2 separate regions of the Homo sapiens genome follow, and region 2 is linked to region 1. The links are chromatin loops, found by intact Hi-C in ENCODE. Cell type or tissue: CD4-positive, alpha-beta T cell. All regions are shown on one strand.

Region 1 (8,000 bases):
CCAGTCTTATTCCCACTATGCCCCCACAACAGCATTTAGTTTATATCCAGGCAGGCAGTGAGCAGGGCTGAAATATTACCCTAGGCTACAAGCTTCCCCCTGATAAAGCAAGCAGGGCTCTCGGATCTTACCCCTCCCTGCCTCCTCTCACTTTTGGCTGCAGCTTCTGTGCTTGTATCTGTACTTCCCATTCACCCCCGGGATGATGTTTAGGAAAATTTGTGTTCAGTCAATATTATTACACAGCTCAGCTAGGAGCTTCCTTCACACTGTGGTCCCTCCCCAGTTCCACTGGCTGCCTTCCCTTCCCCAAGGACCTCTGTAAAAAAAAAGGCCAGGAATACCTTCCCTGGGTTCACGCTGGGGACTGGGAGTGCCTACAGGGCTCTTCCCACAGCTTCCTCTACTTTTATATTTTGCTTAACTCCATAAATCCATTTCAATTCTAGGTAAGGTTAAATCTTTCTCCTATGATCTGGATTTTCAGGTTCCCCAGTGAGGATGTATGTTTGGAGGCAGACATTTTCCCCTTCTCACACTTTGAGAGCTCAGTTTTTCAGCTGTGTCGCAGCATCTACAGCAGCAAGCCACTTCTTTCAAAGCATCTGTGAATTATTTCGGTTTTCGTAGTATGTTCCTACAGTGGTTCTTGTAGCAAAAGTTCACAATGTGAGTCTCCACATGCTGTTCTGTCCATCCAAGTGGGAGCTGCATGTTAGTCCTGTCTCCTATCTGCCATTTTCCTCATTCTGCCTCTATCTCTCCACCACTTTCTTACCATTCCGCTTGACTCCATAATCCATTTCTTCTAAAATGTTAAACTTTTTGATCCTTTGTCTTTTTACTGTACTATACTTGAAAATTTTCTATAGCCAATGAATCCAACCAGTCTACTTTTACACCTGAGCTCTGCTGGAGTAAATGTTTCCAAATATAGACCTTAGTGCCACTAAAACCTTTTTTTTCTTTTTTCTTTTCTGAGACAGGGACTTGCCCTGTTGTTCAGGCTAGAGTGCAGTGGTGTAATCATGGCTTGTTGCTGCCTCAACCTCCTGGGCTCAAATGATCCTCTCATCTCAGCCTCCAAAGTAGCTAGGACTACAGGCATGTCCCACCAACTCCTGGCTTTTTTTTTTTTTTTTTTTTTTTTGACAGATGTGGTATCTCTGTGTTACCCAGGTTAGTCTAGAACTTCTGGGCTCAAGCAATTCTCTTGCCTCAGCCTCCCAAAATGCTGGGATTATAGATGTGAGCCACCATGCACCCTAAAAAATACTTTTTAAATTTTTATTTATTTTTTATTTTTTTATTTTTGAGTCTCACTCTGTCACCCAGGCTGGTGTACAATGGCATGATTTCAGCTCACTGCAACCTCCACCTCCTGGGTTCAAGCAATTCTTGTGCCTCGGACTCCCAACTAGCTGGGATTACAGGCATGTGCCACCACACCACATATTTTTAGCAGAGATAGGGTTTCACCACGTTGGCCAGTCTGGTCTCGAACCCTTGGCCTCAAGTAATCCACCTACCTCAGCCTCCCAAAGTGCCAGGATTACAGACGTGACCCACTGTGCCTGTCCCAAAATACTTTTAATATTCAGTGTCAGCTTGTCTGTGTTGCCTTTCAACCCGTTTACTCATGACTGATTAAGCAGACTGTCATGCTGCACGTCATTACATGAATTAAAGTTGTACTATGTAGCTGTACTATTGGTCAGCATCTTTTCTCATTCCTCACGTTGGTTACCCCAAATTTTTATAACTACCCTCAAGTTACCTTCAAAAATATCCAATTTCCTCACCCATTAAAAAAATCAATTCCACCATGTGTTATTGATTTGAAATCATGACATAAGGTAGACCTCAATCTCTTATTATTTACGTTTGTATATTGTAAATATACAAATATACAATATACATTTGTATATTGTAAATAACCTATTATTTACCACATTTGTATGAATTTCCCTATATTGGATTGAATTTAAAAGTCTTGCATGGTGGTGCATGCCTGTAGTCCCAGCTACCTGGGAGGCTGAGGTGGGAGAATCACTTAAGTCCAGAAGTTACAGGCTGCAGTAAGCTATTATCACACTACAGCACTCCAGCCTGGGCAACAGAGGAAGAACCTATCTCTTAAAAAAAGTCCTTATCAAGCCCCTCAGCTCCCAAGGTAGATCATTTTACACTATGGCTAGTTAGGAAGAAATGGAGAATAAAAATAAAATAGTGGAGAGAATAACCACCATTCTGCTCAGATCCCTTCACATCTCTTCTTAGCACTTATTTATTGATTATTTCGTATGTGCACATTTCCATCCCTACTCTGACATTGACGTGCTTTCGTCTCCAACAGTTTTGTTTCTGAGGACTCCTTTTCTACCCACTGGAGTCCACTCGGCCTGATTAGAGAGCTGGAAATGCTAAAAAAAAAAAAAAAAAAAAAAAAAAAAACTTTTTAAAAAAGCCTCCCGAAGTGGCTACAGGAGTATAAAAGCCCCAGATTCCTTGCCTCAGGAAGCAACAACTCTGAGGTGTGGCTTGTAACCCCCAGCTCCCTGAGGGATCAGGCTACAGCTCCCCTCTGTGGAACTTTGCCTTAGATTACCCACTTCTGCTTGGCTTCCTCCCCTCCCTGTCCTGCTTCTTTACTCCATTATTGGTCTTCACTGAGAACATTTTCTTAATAAATCACTTGCACACTTCTGGGGAATCAATTTTAAGACAATTAGGTAATAAATATTTGTGTGACTGAAGAGACTGATCTAAACCAAACAAGTTTTTGAAGGTGTGTTGTCGCATTAAAATAGCTTTTGAGGTTTTTTATATTACTTTTTTAAAAATTTGAATGTTGGGCCTTGAAAGTAATTTTTTGTTACAGTTCATGAAGTCTAAAAATTCAATTGCAATCATTTTCTGAAATGCAGTTTTTCTAACATCCATAAACCAGAGATAAAATTGTATAAATAATAAAATATTGTCCAAGCAACTTGTAGTTGTGCTCGGTACTAGTATTTTTAATTTTATCATTTCAAAAGAATTATTCAGGTTATAGAAATTGTATAAGCAGTTTCTGAGGTATTTGGAGATGTGGGAAGATATACATATTATCTTCTATAAAACCATCCTTTGCCAAGAAGAAAAAAAAAATGGTGCTGAATTCTCTCTTTCCCCTTCCATCCTACCATGTGACTGTGCCAGTCATGGATATACCTCTCAGCTCCAAATTCACCCCTTTGCATGCTCTGTGATAAGGGAGGGGGCGCCTCATAGATATTTTTCCTTTGACAGCCAACACAATAAACTTTTCAGTAGAGGACACTGGAGGGACACAGGAAAAGGAAGGGGATTTCTCCTCCTGGTTCTGGTGTGCTCCTCTTGTGGTCCTAGTTGAGTTCCTGCAGAGTGGCTGACGTTTTGTGACTATGGCCCCACAGCTAACAGCAAGAGTCACCTGTTCACGCTGGAGTTTAGTGCACTCCCAAGGGCAGCTAATGAGTTCCACAGGCACCTGGCTCATTTCCTGGGCATTTTCTGATGACTCAAAAGTATCCCACCACACACACAGGCAGCTTCCAGGAAATTTTCTAGAAAATCTACCTGTTGGCTTTCCAGGAAGTTAATGACTTCCACATTTTGCCCTCCTCAGCAGCTTCCTGGTGAATGTCTTTGGCATCCTAGCAGATGGTTCTCTGCCTACCAGCCTCAGCCTCATCCCACTGTGTTTGGACAGCGACAACACAGTGCATTCTCTACCATTGAGTGGACTTAAACCACACCCTGGCATCCAGTTGTGGAAAGAACATCCCCCCCTCAAGTTTGTTTCTTCCCTGGGTACCCATTCTCAGCCCTAGGGTGTCTTTATGAGTTCTTTTTTCCCTCCTCTTAGACAATTCCCTGTTACTCCATTCCTGTGTTAATAATTTTTTATACTGGTCTTTCCTTGTTCTGTCTCCTGATGGGGGCTCTAACTAATATAATGACTAAGCAATGCAGAATGATGAAATCTTAAAAAATTGCTAGTCCTCTCAATGTGTGAGTTCTTTAAAGAAAGTTTTTTTTTTAAAAGAAAGATATTTAGGCCATGCCTTTTAAGTCTTTTTTTTTTTTTTAAAGTTGTTCTTCCACTCTTTAAATGGCTTTCAATTTGAGACAAAACAGTTGCCAACTCTAAGAGTGACAGCTCTGACTTTTTGTATGGTTAATATGAAAAAACCAGAGCTGTCACTTTTGGAGTAACTGCCTAGTGCTTGGCACTTTACAAACAACACATTTAATTCCCAGAAAGCTCTGCAAGGCCCACACCATCATCCCTGTTGTAGAGGTAAGGAAACTGAGGCTCAAAGATATGAAATGATTTGCCTGATATTACATTACTGTTATGTGCTGGCAGGTAGATCAAAAAAGTCTCTTCACTGTCTTTCATTGTATCTCATGTAGACACAAAATGAAATCTTTCAGATCTTTAGTAATTTGATTAATCAGTTCCTTCCTTTATTCCCCAATATTAATTGGATACTTCCTATGTTTCATGATAGGTTAAAAAAGCCTCAAGGGGTTTTCATGTTAAAAGCACTTTTTTCTTAACTACTTGCCCTTGACCATGCATTGCACTTTGCCCCTTGTTAAAGGCTTTAAATTCCCAAGCAAGCCTGTGCAGAAAGTGACATTTTTCCCCAAAGTTGCTATGGGCCACTTCCTGCTTGCATGCTTTGCAGCATTTTGTATTGATTTGCCCAGTTTTTCTGTCCCCCTTTAGGTCTCCGTGCCTTGGGACTCAGTCTTGGCCTGTCCCCTTGGATGCTGCTCCATTTGGGGGCTGCTTGTTCCTCTTCTGACCTTTAGCTCTTCCCCTTCACCATCTTAGTTTCTTCAACCGTTCTCTAGATCTGCTTCTGGTGTTCCATGTTTCATGACCCATCACCACCACTGTTAAGACTGCCTCCCTAGCCACACAGGGGTGTGGGAATGGGCAGGAGCTTTTTCTAAGTGGGGAATGTCTGTTTCCCCAAGACACAGATTTGGGGGCAGCTCTGATCTACATTGAGGTGTAAGCAAGACAGTATCTTTATGGAAGAAGCTCTTCTGGCCTCCTGCTTTTGCCTCCAGCAAGCCATGATGTTATGTCTTCCCAGAATACTCTTCTCTTCTCCCTTGCCCATGTCTTCTCTTCCTCATAAGGCCTATCCTTCACCCCAGCTATCTGTCCAAATTCTATTCATCTTTCATGTTCAACTGTAACATTAACTTAAGGAGATGGACCTCCACTGAGCCCTTGCTGCAGTGCTGAACTGTATTGGCTGATTCTTTGTATCTTAGGAATTGGGAGCATCTGGAGTACATGGACTGTGTTGTGTTAGTCTGTATACAGCAAAGCTTAGCATTGTGTGGCATGGAAGTCCCTTAATAAAGATTTGGGGAGAGAAAATGGGAGGGAGAAAGAGGAAAGAAGGCAGAAAGAAGAAATAATTAGTGAAAGGGAGGCAATGTATTCTTTCTCTCTTTCGGCATTTTATAACATTTTACCAGCTGAAGTAAATTAAATTTATCATCTGACATTTAGGATATCTCCAAGAACACGGTTTTAGGTGGCTTTTGGCTGAGACTCTGTTCTAGCCAGTGACTTCACTCAGAGACAGAAGGAATAACTACCACCACAGTAGAAATAACATCAAACAACAATGAACACTTAGTGAGCCCCTGTTAGGTACCAGACCCCATACTAAGCATCTTCTATGCATTATCTCATTAATCACCACAATCGCCCAATGAGTGGATACTGTTCCTCTTTTCAGATAAAGAAACTAGCATAGAGATATGAAGAAACTTGCCAAGGTCACACTGCTTGTCAATAGCAATATTAGGGTATTAAATCAGGCTGTTACCCACCAAAGCCAAACTTATAACCATTACACTATGGTGCTTCTCTAAGGAAGTGATGTATGTTTTCATGCCCAGAAAGGCCCACAAGATAGCAGAGTGGATCCTAAAGAGACACCTAAAGCTTTGGTCAATAAAAGGCATTTAATGCAAATTAAAACTACAGTGAGACATCATCTTACACCAGTCAGAATGGCTATTATTAAAAAGTCAAAAAATAACAGATGTTGGCAAGGATGTGGAGACAAGTGAATGCTTATACACTGTTGGTGGGAATATAAATTAGTACAACCCCTCTGGAAAAGAGTGTGGAGATTTCTACAATTGAACTAAATATAGAGCTTCCATTCAATCCAGCAATCCCATAATGGTATTTTCCCAAAATAAATAATTATATTAAAAAGAGACTTGTAATTGTAGGTTTATTGCAGCACTATCCACAACAGCAAAGATTTGAAATAAAACTAAGTGATCATCAATGGTTGGATGGATAAAGAAAATGTGTAAATGTACAATGGAATACTATTCGGCCATAAAAAATGAAATCACATCTTTTGCAGCAATGTGGATGTAGCTGGAGGGCATTATCTTAAGTGAAACAACTCAGCCAAATACCACATATCCTCACTAATAAGTAGAAGCTAAATAATCACACATGGACGTGGAGTGTGGAATAATAGACACTGGAGACTCAGAAGGGTGGGAGAGGTGGAAGTGGGGTGAGGGCTGAGAAATTACTTAATAGGTATAATGTAAATTATATGAGTGATGGTTACACTGAAAAGCCTAGACTTCACCACTTTGCAATATACCCAGGCAACAAAACTGCACTTATACCCTTAAATTTATACAAATAAAAAGATGTTTAAAAACCCTCAAAACCCAAATGCATTAACATGTGATGACATTTCCTTATAGAAGCAAAATGAAAGTCACTCTCATAATGAAATCTGACTGCTTATTTGAGTTGGTGGGGGGAGGTGGAAAAGTGGTGAGCAAGAAAAGCAGAAGCAGCTGATGGAGTAGTTTGCACAATTTCCCACTAAATTGAAACAACAAATAATAAAATGGTTATTGCACTCAATTGGGAGGCATCAAATAGATTATTGTAAGGTAAATATTATAATAGTGAGGCTCTCAGGCAGAATCAATTCCCCAACAACCGGGAGAGGTTTTGTCTTAGGTCACAAATGCATGTCCTCCACAAAACAAGGCCCTCATATGCTAAGTGAGGGAGAAAGCATTAGGTGGAGAAGCACTTTCAAAGAGAGGGCAATTGAATTTTGAACAGCAATGAAACAAGCTTCACAAGAGTTGGTTTCAAAATTAAATGGTTTGTATGATGATCACTTTGACTTCCAGTGCATCAAAACATAAAATATTATTTTACATGCATTTCCACAGCCCATTTCTCTGTAATACCTCACTGCTTTGACAAGCATGTTACGTTAGAAGGAAATAACACACAAAGGGATGTGGGCTGCCTGGGGACCAATCATATGGGAGTCTTTGTGACTTGCTTAAGATTATTCAAAGATCAATGCAAAGAAACGTGTCTTGCCTCTCTCCCCTAAATCTTGTCTGGAATCTCTTGGAGAGAATTTGCAGCTTTGAGTCCTCAGCTTGGGAAACTCTTCACCTTGGTTCTGCACATATTAAATTTCAGAATGTTCTACTCTCAAATTATTTATTCTCAGTGATGGTCACTTGTTGGCTGACAGGTCATTTATTTAGATGTAAGTAGAAGGCAGTAGGACACCATAAAAAGCATCTACTTCCAACTCCCTGTCCTCAGATAAGACTACTACACATGAAGTATTTATGGTACATTGTTTGCAAAAATGACCACAATCCTTTATCCTTCCCTATATGTGTACTCTTTGTACTGTGGCTTGCAGCTTCTCCCATCAAGAGACAAAGTTTTTCATCTGCCTTTGAATCTTAGGTCTTGCTTCAACCAATAGAATGTGGTGGAATTGACACTATGCTGGTTCTGAGCATGGGTCACAAGAAGACATGCACCCTTCCATTCATTTCCTTTGTCCCTGCTTTTGCCATATATATATGTATATATATACACATATGTATACATATAGATATATACACATATGTATACATAT
Region 2 (8,000 bases), 750 kb after region 1:
GAGACCACCTCTGACACTTCTGTAAACAATCAGTCACCTGCTCAGAGAAAAAGGAGAAACAATTGTATAAGACAAAAACATTGCTGTAAGAATATATGAAATATTTCAGATTTAAACTGTTTTTAGAGCTCAAGCCAGGGCACAGTGCTTGGGTTTCACACTCATTATCTTATGTAATCTTCTTAGATGTCTGTAAGCAGGTACAACTATTCCATTTTACAGATGAGGAAACTGCCCAGAGAGGTTTTGCAATTTACAATGGCTACGTCAGTGGAGAGCTGGAATGAGAATCAATTCTGCTTGGCCAAGGCCCATGCTGGGTTGCTCAGCGCCCCCAAGGGGCCTGAAGACTACCATTGTGACTGTCACTCTTTCTAGAAGTGTGGATTGATGAACTGCTGCCAACAGGACAGAAAGGGAGAAAGAATGGAGATCGCATAACTGTGTCGCCTCATGAAACAGATTTACACAGACAAGCTTAGGGAAGCCAGGTCTCCACTCTCTCTTCTATTAAAAGGCAAACACTCGGGAGAGATAACAGGCTTTGCTTGACAGTATACTGAAAACCAGATTCAGGGAGAAGAACAGCTGGAGGGATCTGGCAAGAGAAGTGGAAGCAGGATCAGGGAGACCAGAGACCCCTGAGGTCCATATCTCTGCCTTGTGGGGTTCATTTCCAGGATAAACACTGGCCTTCTGACCCTTTTCATTAAAATTTCCCTTTTACAAAAAAAAGCTCAAGCACAGCAATGTTAATCTTTGCATATTGTGATTGATGCTAGAAATTGGGCCTAATGAAATAATTCAATCAAAGGAAAAAGGCTGTATGCCTAAGAAGATGTTCACTATATCATCACCTATAACATCAAGAAGCCAAAAAGAGACAACGTGGCCAACCACAGACTATTTGTTGGGAAAGTAAATAACGCAGCAATGTGGTAGAATGTTATATATCCATTAAAGCGTACACAGGTAATGATGTCATTTTCCATAAACCTGTGGTGAGAACATGATGTCTGCTGTAGTGTGATTCTATATACCAGGGGTCAACAAACACAACCCATGGGCCAAATCTTCACTTGCTTTGACAAACAGTTTTATTGGAACAAACTATAACCATTCATTTCTGCATTTTCTACGGCTGCCTTTGTGGTCAAATGGCAGAGCTGAATGGTTGCAGTAGACACAATACGGTCTGCAAAGCCAAAAACACTTGTTATCTGGTCTTTTATTTAATTAAATAAAATTTTTTTAAGATAAGGTCTTGCTCTGTTGCCCAGACTGGAGTGCAGTGGTATGATCATAGCTCACTAGAGCCTCAAACTCCTAGGCTTAAGTGATCCTCCTGCCTCAGCCTCCCCAGTAGCTGGGAACATAGGTGTGTGTTACCACACCTGGCTAATTTTAAAATAGTTTTGGTAGAGACAAGGTCTTGCTATGTTGCTCAGGCTGGTCTCAAACTCCTGGACTGAAGTGATTCTCCCACTTCAGCCTCCAAAAGCACTGGGATTACGGATGTAAGCCACCTGTCTGACCTTTTACAAAAAATGTTTGCTGGCCGGGTGCAAAGGCTCTTGCCTGTAATCCCAGCACTTTGGGAGGCCAAGGCAGGCAGATCACCTGAGGTCAGGAGTTCAAGACCAGCCTGGCCAACATGGTGAAACCTCATCTCTACTAAAAATACAAAAATTAGCCAGGCGTGATGGTGAGCACCTGTAATCCCAGTTACTCAGGAGGCTGAGGCAGGAGAATCACTTGAACTCGGGAGGCAGAGGTTGAAGTTAGCCGAGATCATGCTACTGCACTCCAGCCTGGGTGACAGAGTAAGACTCTGTCTCAAAAAAAAAAAAAAAAAAAAAAAAAAAGGTTTGCTGACCCCTGCCCTATATTATCCATATATCTTATATTCTTTTGTATCTGTTCAATATTAAATTTTAAAATTATTTTAATTTTTTAAAAAGTTTCAGTGAACATTGCTGATTTTTGACACGTAGTCAATGCTTTCTAAAAATGCAATCAATTTATAATGCCATCAGCAAGGAGTTGGGGTATCATTTTTACCCTGTATACACTAAATATGTATCTACTATTTTGTTGCTGATTTAGAAGGTCTAAAATAAGGTCATTTCTTTCTTTGATTAGTAACAACTTAAATAATTCTTTAAGACTCATAGAAAATTATCTCAGCAAGCTCTTTCAAAGCATAAATCTTTTGTTTGTTTGTTTGTTTTGTTTTTTTGAGACGGACTTTCACTCTTGTTGCCCAGACTGGAGTGCAATGGCACAATCTCGGCTCACTGCAACCTCCGCCTCCAAGGTTCAAGCGATTCTCCTGCCTCAGCCTCCCAAGTAGCTGGGATTACAGGCATGTGCCACCATGCCCAGCTAATTTTGTATTTTTAGTAGAGACAGGGTTTTTCCATGTTGGTCAGGCTGGTCTCAAACTCCCAACCTCAGGTGATCCGCCCACCTCAACCTCCCAAAGTGCTGGAATTACAGGCACAAGCCACCCGGCCTCAAAGCATGAATCTTGTTTCATGTGTTCTTGATTGATGAGCTATGAATTGGGTATCTTTAGGTTAGGGACCTCACCACCGGAGCACAGCTCAATCCACTAGTTTTAGCCACAGTCTGCATCCCCCACCTTCTACCTACTCTCTGAAGCCAGCTGTGCTCTCTGAAAGGGTTCAAAATACACTGTTCGAGGTTTTTCTATATCTGTAACACTGGAGTTTAGACTAAATCCTCTGAGAAATCCACATAGGGTTACAAACAGGCACACTGTCATTATCTGTAACTGCCACCCATAATCTCAAGTTCAAGCATCCCTCTCTCTGCTATTGCCCCATATGTCCCATTCACCCCATCCAGTCCCTAGTCTTACCAGCACCTTTGACCCATTGACCTTTTACTGTCCACCACCCCCTTGTGGTCTCACTTCCCTCCACTCCCAGTATAGAGTCCCTGGCCCAACCCTATACTTAACTCCCTTTGATCTATGCCAAGCAACTCTGCCACTCTCTCCCTCCATCCAGGCACTAACCAAGAAAACCTTAACTCTGTTTAATCCAGCCCCTCACATTCTGTATATCTCAATCTGGCAGCTCAACTTTCTTGGAGAAACAGAGACAACATGCAGACTCTTAGTTTAAATTCACAACCTCAAAACCTTAAGTGGCCCCCTGGTGGTGTGTGACAATCCTCCTACCTGCTTCCTCTCTCTACTTGTTCCCTGTCTTCTCCTCCCTTCTCAAACCTCTAATAACCCTTTGCTCTTTATCACTCTCAGCTGGTCACTTTCCTGCTTTTCTCACTGGGTAAATTGAAGCAGTCCAGAGAGAAGGTTCACTTGATAATCATAATAGCAAACACAGCACTCACTCTGTGCCAGGCACTGCTCTGAATCCTTCACACGTCAGTATGCATACATACAGAGCGGCCCTATGAGGAAGGTACAATTATCAACCTCCTTTTAAAGATGAGAAAACAGAGGCACTCAGATGCAAGGTAATATATAGATAGGAACTCAGTGGGGATGCCAGCCCAGGCAGTCTGGCTCAGAGCCATGTGGTTAACCATGAGGGTCTCCTGCCATCTTCTGGTGTCTGCACCCCTCTCTCTGCCTGCCCCCCTGCTGCAATGGATGCATTATGCTATCTCTGGCCAACTCCCCTTCCATGCACTGGATCCCATGCCCTCTCACCTCCTCAAATTCCTGCACTCATCTGCTTCCTCTCTCCTGCAGCATTTTTTCTTCTGTCTCCTAATCCCATCAGCATTCAAGCATCTTAAGAAACCAAATCTCCCTTAATTTCAGATACTCCTACAGTTTCCACCCAATTTTCTGTTCCCTTTTATATCAAAGTTCCTTTAAAGAGCTATCTTTACTCCCCGTCTTTATACCACATTTTTTCCCATTCTCCCTTGAATGCACTCCCATCAGACTTTGGCAAAGCCAAATACAATGGTCCATTTGCAGGCCCCAGCTTTCTTGACCCATCAGCAGCAATTCAACACAGTTGATCAATTCTTTCTTCTTGATACTCTCTCTTCACGTGGCTTCCACAACATCACACTCCTCTGACTTCTATCTTACTTCACTGGCTGAACCTTCTTCATCTCCTTTGCTAGATTCTTCCCATCTCCCTGACCCCTCCATGTTGGAATATCCCAGAACCCTGTAATTGGATATTTTTCCCCATGTCTCTACTCACTCTCTAGAGAAACTCATCCAGCCTCACGGCTTTGACCACCATCTATACATTGTTTCCTCTCAAACTTGTACCTGAGCCTCACTCATGAACTCCAGATTTGTATATATCCAAATGCCTACATGTCCTCTTGAATGCCTAGTGGATGGATATCTCAGACCTAATCAGATCCAAGACTGGATTTGTGATAGCCCCAACATCTCCAACGTGTTCTTCCCTAGTCTCCTCCTCCTCCATAAAATGGAGTGGTAATCTGTTACACTGATGACTTCCAATGAACCACACCTCCTGGAATTTACACTCTTGCATAATCCTCCTTCAATCTGGCCTGAATCTGTGACTTACTTTAATCAATAAAATAGAAGTGATCTTGTGCCAGTTTGGGGCCTAAGTCTTAGGAAGGCTTACCGGCTTCCACTTTTGCCCCCTTAGAAGCCTTGAGCTGCCATTTAAGAAGTCGGGCGACCCAGTTGGAGAAACCATGTGGGAAGAACACACGGAGAGGGAAAGGTCCTAAGACTTCATGAAGAAAGAAGAGCCCAGCTGTTCCAGCCAAGTCCAACTCACCAGTGAACAACAGGCAAGACCAGCAGAAGAGCTGCCCCGCTAAGCCCATTCCAGATTGCATAACCATGAATAAAAAAAATTGGGGGGGGGTTAGTTACCAGCAATAGACAATTGAAACAAATGGCAACTAATAATAAATGGCAATTAATAATAAAACAATAAAACAAATGGCAATTAGTAATTATTATTCTAGCTGTTCAGGCCAGAAATAAAAGAATAAAACAAAATTTAAAAACACAATAAAACAAAAAATAAAAAACAATAAAACGAATAGCAATTAATAATAATAATTATTCTAGCTGTTCAGGCCAAAACTTTACAGTCATCTTTTATTCCTCTCTCTCATACTGCACATCATATGCAAATCCTGTTGGCAGTATCTTCGATGCACATCCAGAATCAGCCACTAGCACTGTGCCACCAGCACCTCACCTAGGTTATTACAGTAGCTTCCTCCTCTTTTTTTTTTTGAGATGGAGTCTTGCACTGTCACCCAGGCTGGAGTGCAATGGAGTGATCTCAGCTCACTGCAACCTCCGCCTCCCGAGTTCAAGCGATTCTCCTGCCTCAGCCTCCCAAGTAGCTGGGATTACAGGCACCCACCACCACGCCCAGCTAATTTTTTGTATTTTTAGTAGAGACAGGGTTTCACTATGTTGGCCAGGCTGGTCTCGAACTCCTAACCTTGTAATCCACCCACCTCGGCCTCCCAAAGTACTGGGATTACAGGCGTGAGCCACGGTGCCTGGCCAGCTTCCTTCTCTCTTCTACCCTGACCCCTGCTGTTCACACCCTAGTCACCCCACCTCAGTCTATTTTTCACAGCAGAGTCAAAATTACCCTTTAAAAATACAACTAAGCAGGTATGGTGGCTCACGTCTGTAATACCAGCACTTTGGGAGGCCAAGGCAGGTGGATCACTTGAGGTCAGGAGTTTGAGACCAGCCTGGGCAACATGGTGAAACCCCATCTCTACTTAAAATACAAAAAATTAGCTGGGCATGGTGACACGCACCTGTGATCGCAGCTATTTGGGAGGCTGAGGCAGGAGAATCACTTGAACCCAGGAGGTGGAGGTTGCAGTAAGCCAAGATGGCACCATTGTACTCCAGCCTGGGTGATAGAGCGAGACTCCATCTCAAAAATATAAAATAAAAATAAAACAAAAATACAAGTAAGGCCACATATTCCCTTGCTCAAAACCCTCCAATGGCCACCATATCACTCAAAACAACATCCTGAGCCCTCACAATATCCTAAACGGCCCTATAACCTGCTGTCTCACCAACTTACTCTCCTGCCAATCCCACTCAATTCACTCTGATCCAACCACATTGGCCTCATGCCCAAATGCCAAACAAGGTCCATCTTGGGCCTTTTTCACCCCCATCCCCTCCGGCCAGAACACTCTTCCGTAGATGCTCACATGGCTGGCTCCCTCATTTAAATCTGGTCTCCACTAGAATGTTACCTAGTAGAATCCTACCCTGACCAGTTTACCTAAGAGGGACCCCCGTCCCACCACTAGCTACCCTCCCTGATATGCTCTATTTCTCTTCATTATACTTCATCTCCATCTCCTTTTCTTTTCCCTCCCTCCTTCCCTCTCTCTCACTTGTTTCTTGTCTGTTTCCTTCCATCATCACTCAGGCCCCATCAGGGCATGGATTCTCAATGTTCTGCTGCAATCCCAGTGTCTAAAACAGTATCTGGCATGTGCAGTGCTCAACAAATACATGTTACATGAGTGAACACGTTACAAATTGTTGCTTTTCATATCCCTGAAAACTAGGTAAAAATGGTCCTACACCTGCAAGCTCAATATTGCATTTTGTGGGCCCTTCTCCTTGGAGCTTGGAACTTGGCACAACAGTCATGTCAGGATCTCCTGAATACCACATGATGTTACTCATTTGCTCAAACTTTCCAAGGCTTCCCATAGCCCTCAGGATCAAGTTTGTCCCCTTCACATGGCCCATAGGCTCTGCAGGACCTGATCCTAACGTCCACTCCAGGTTCAATGGAGCCACTCACCAGCATGCACAACACGCCAGACCTTCGGTGACCCTCCACCTCACTGTGGTTCCTCCATCCTCTCTTCTTTTCTAGGCTACCCACAATTTGTGGAAATACAGTGGGTTATTCCAGTGGAGGTAGTCACCAGTAACTTGGGGTTATGGTGCCACCCTGAGGAAAGAGGGCAGACAAGGGTGCTTCTAGAGGCAGGACCAGCTACATGCTGTGTGGGGCACAGTGGAAAGTGAAAACACAAGTCCCCTTGTTGGAAAATTATTAAGAATTTCAAGACAGTGATAGCAGGGCATTAAACCAAGCATGGAGCCCTTCTGAGCATGGGGTGCTGAGCAACCTCACAGGTCAAACATCCACGAACCTGGCCCTGTCTGGTAACCACAGTGAACCATCGCAAGATACAGCACTATGTGCCCAGTTGGGCTGGTAATGACTCACAAATGTGTCAACACTGGCACATCCTCAGGGACACGGAAGTGTACTTGTTTTTGGAGAGGGACTAGACCTTCATCCTTGAGGTGAAGAAGATTTTCTCTCCAGGGTGCCTGCTCATCAGATACTCCATTCTGGCTAAGTTCTTCCATTGCTTATTTAGTACAGGCTTAATTTAATGACATGGACAACTGCCAAGAAGAGAAAAGGGGACAGTACGGAGAGAGGAAATTTCATCAACCTTTTTATAATACAGGGCAACAGAAGCCAAGAAATCTCATGGGATAGTAACAGTTCTACCTCTTTCCCTCACAAGTATTTCAGCTTGTCAAGTCTTCCTTTGGTTTTTGAATGACAGAGTCTTCCAAGTAAAGTAAGTTAATAAACTATAGACAGGAAACGTTATTCTTTCAGGTACTCAACTGAGTATTGGGAGAAATGCAATGTCTGCTCTTTCAAGAAGAGGCTGTGGCTCTGGAAATGCAAAACAATCATATTCTAATAAAACAATAATAAATATGAAATGCACAGTTGTGATATTTCTTTATTTTAGAGCAAGACAGGAATAACGTGAAGTCGCTCAGACACTCAGCTTGCCATAATATAGTCCCCTCAATATTTTCTTGCTTCTCCATATCTGACCTTGGCAATTTCAATTTCTCTTACAATCTCTTTCCTCCATCATTCATGATTCTGAGTTTTATAAACATTAAAAAAAAATCCACAATGAGAATATATCCTACATCGTTACCCAGTACA

Evidence for each region. A loop is a pair of places that touch in the nucleus more often than their neighbours do. Peaks named below come from ENCODE experiments on the same cell type or tissue, not always from the same donor. Only the 100,000 strongest peaks of a DNase experiment are listed, where the experiment ranks them.
Region 2: it touches region 1 in a loop (1.9-fold over the local background); 2 of 110 quality-filtered maps call a loop at or near these places.

What each region holds. Positions count from the first base shown.
Region 1 is chr3:30,941,766-30,949,765 of GRCh38, forward strand. No RefSeq gene overlaps it. Among named protein-coding and RNA genes, the nearest start is that of GADL1, 51 kb to the left of the region's middle. In CD4-positive, alpha-beta T cell, no CTCF peak of the experiment used is centred here; no DNase peak of the experiment used is centred here.
Region 2 is chr3:31,692,533-31,700,532 of GRCh38, forward strand. The region is part of intron 7 of OSBPL10 (oxysterol binding protein like 10); the gene reads right to left. LOC124909360 (a long non-coding RNA gene) reads right to left here. Exons shown (of 2, transcript XR_007095858.1): 1 at 7,542-8,000; 2 at 5,081-7,432. Among named protein-coding and RNA genes, the nearest start is that of OSBPL10-AS1, 7.7 kb to the right of the region's middle. In CD4-positive, alpha-beta T cell, a CTCF peak has its summit at 3,192 (motif pointing left); a DNase peak (open chromatin) is centred at 3,179.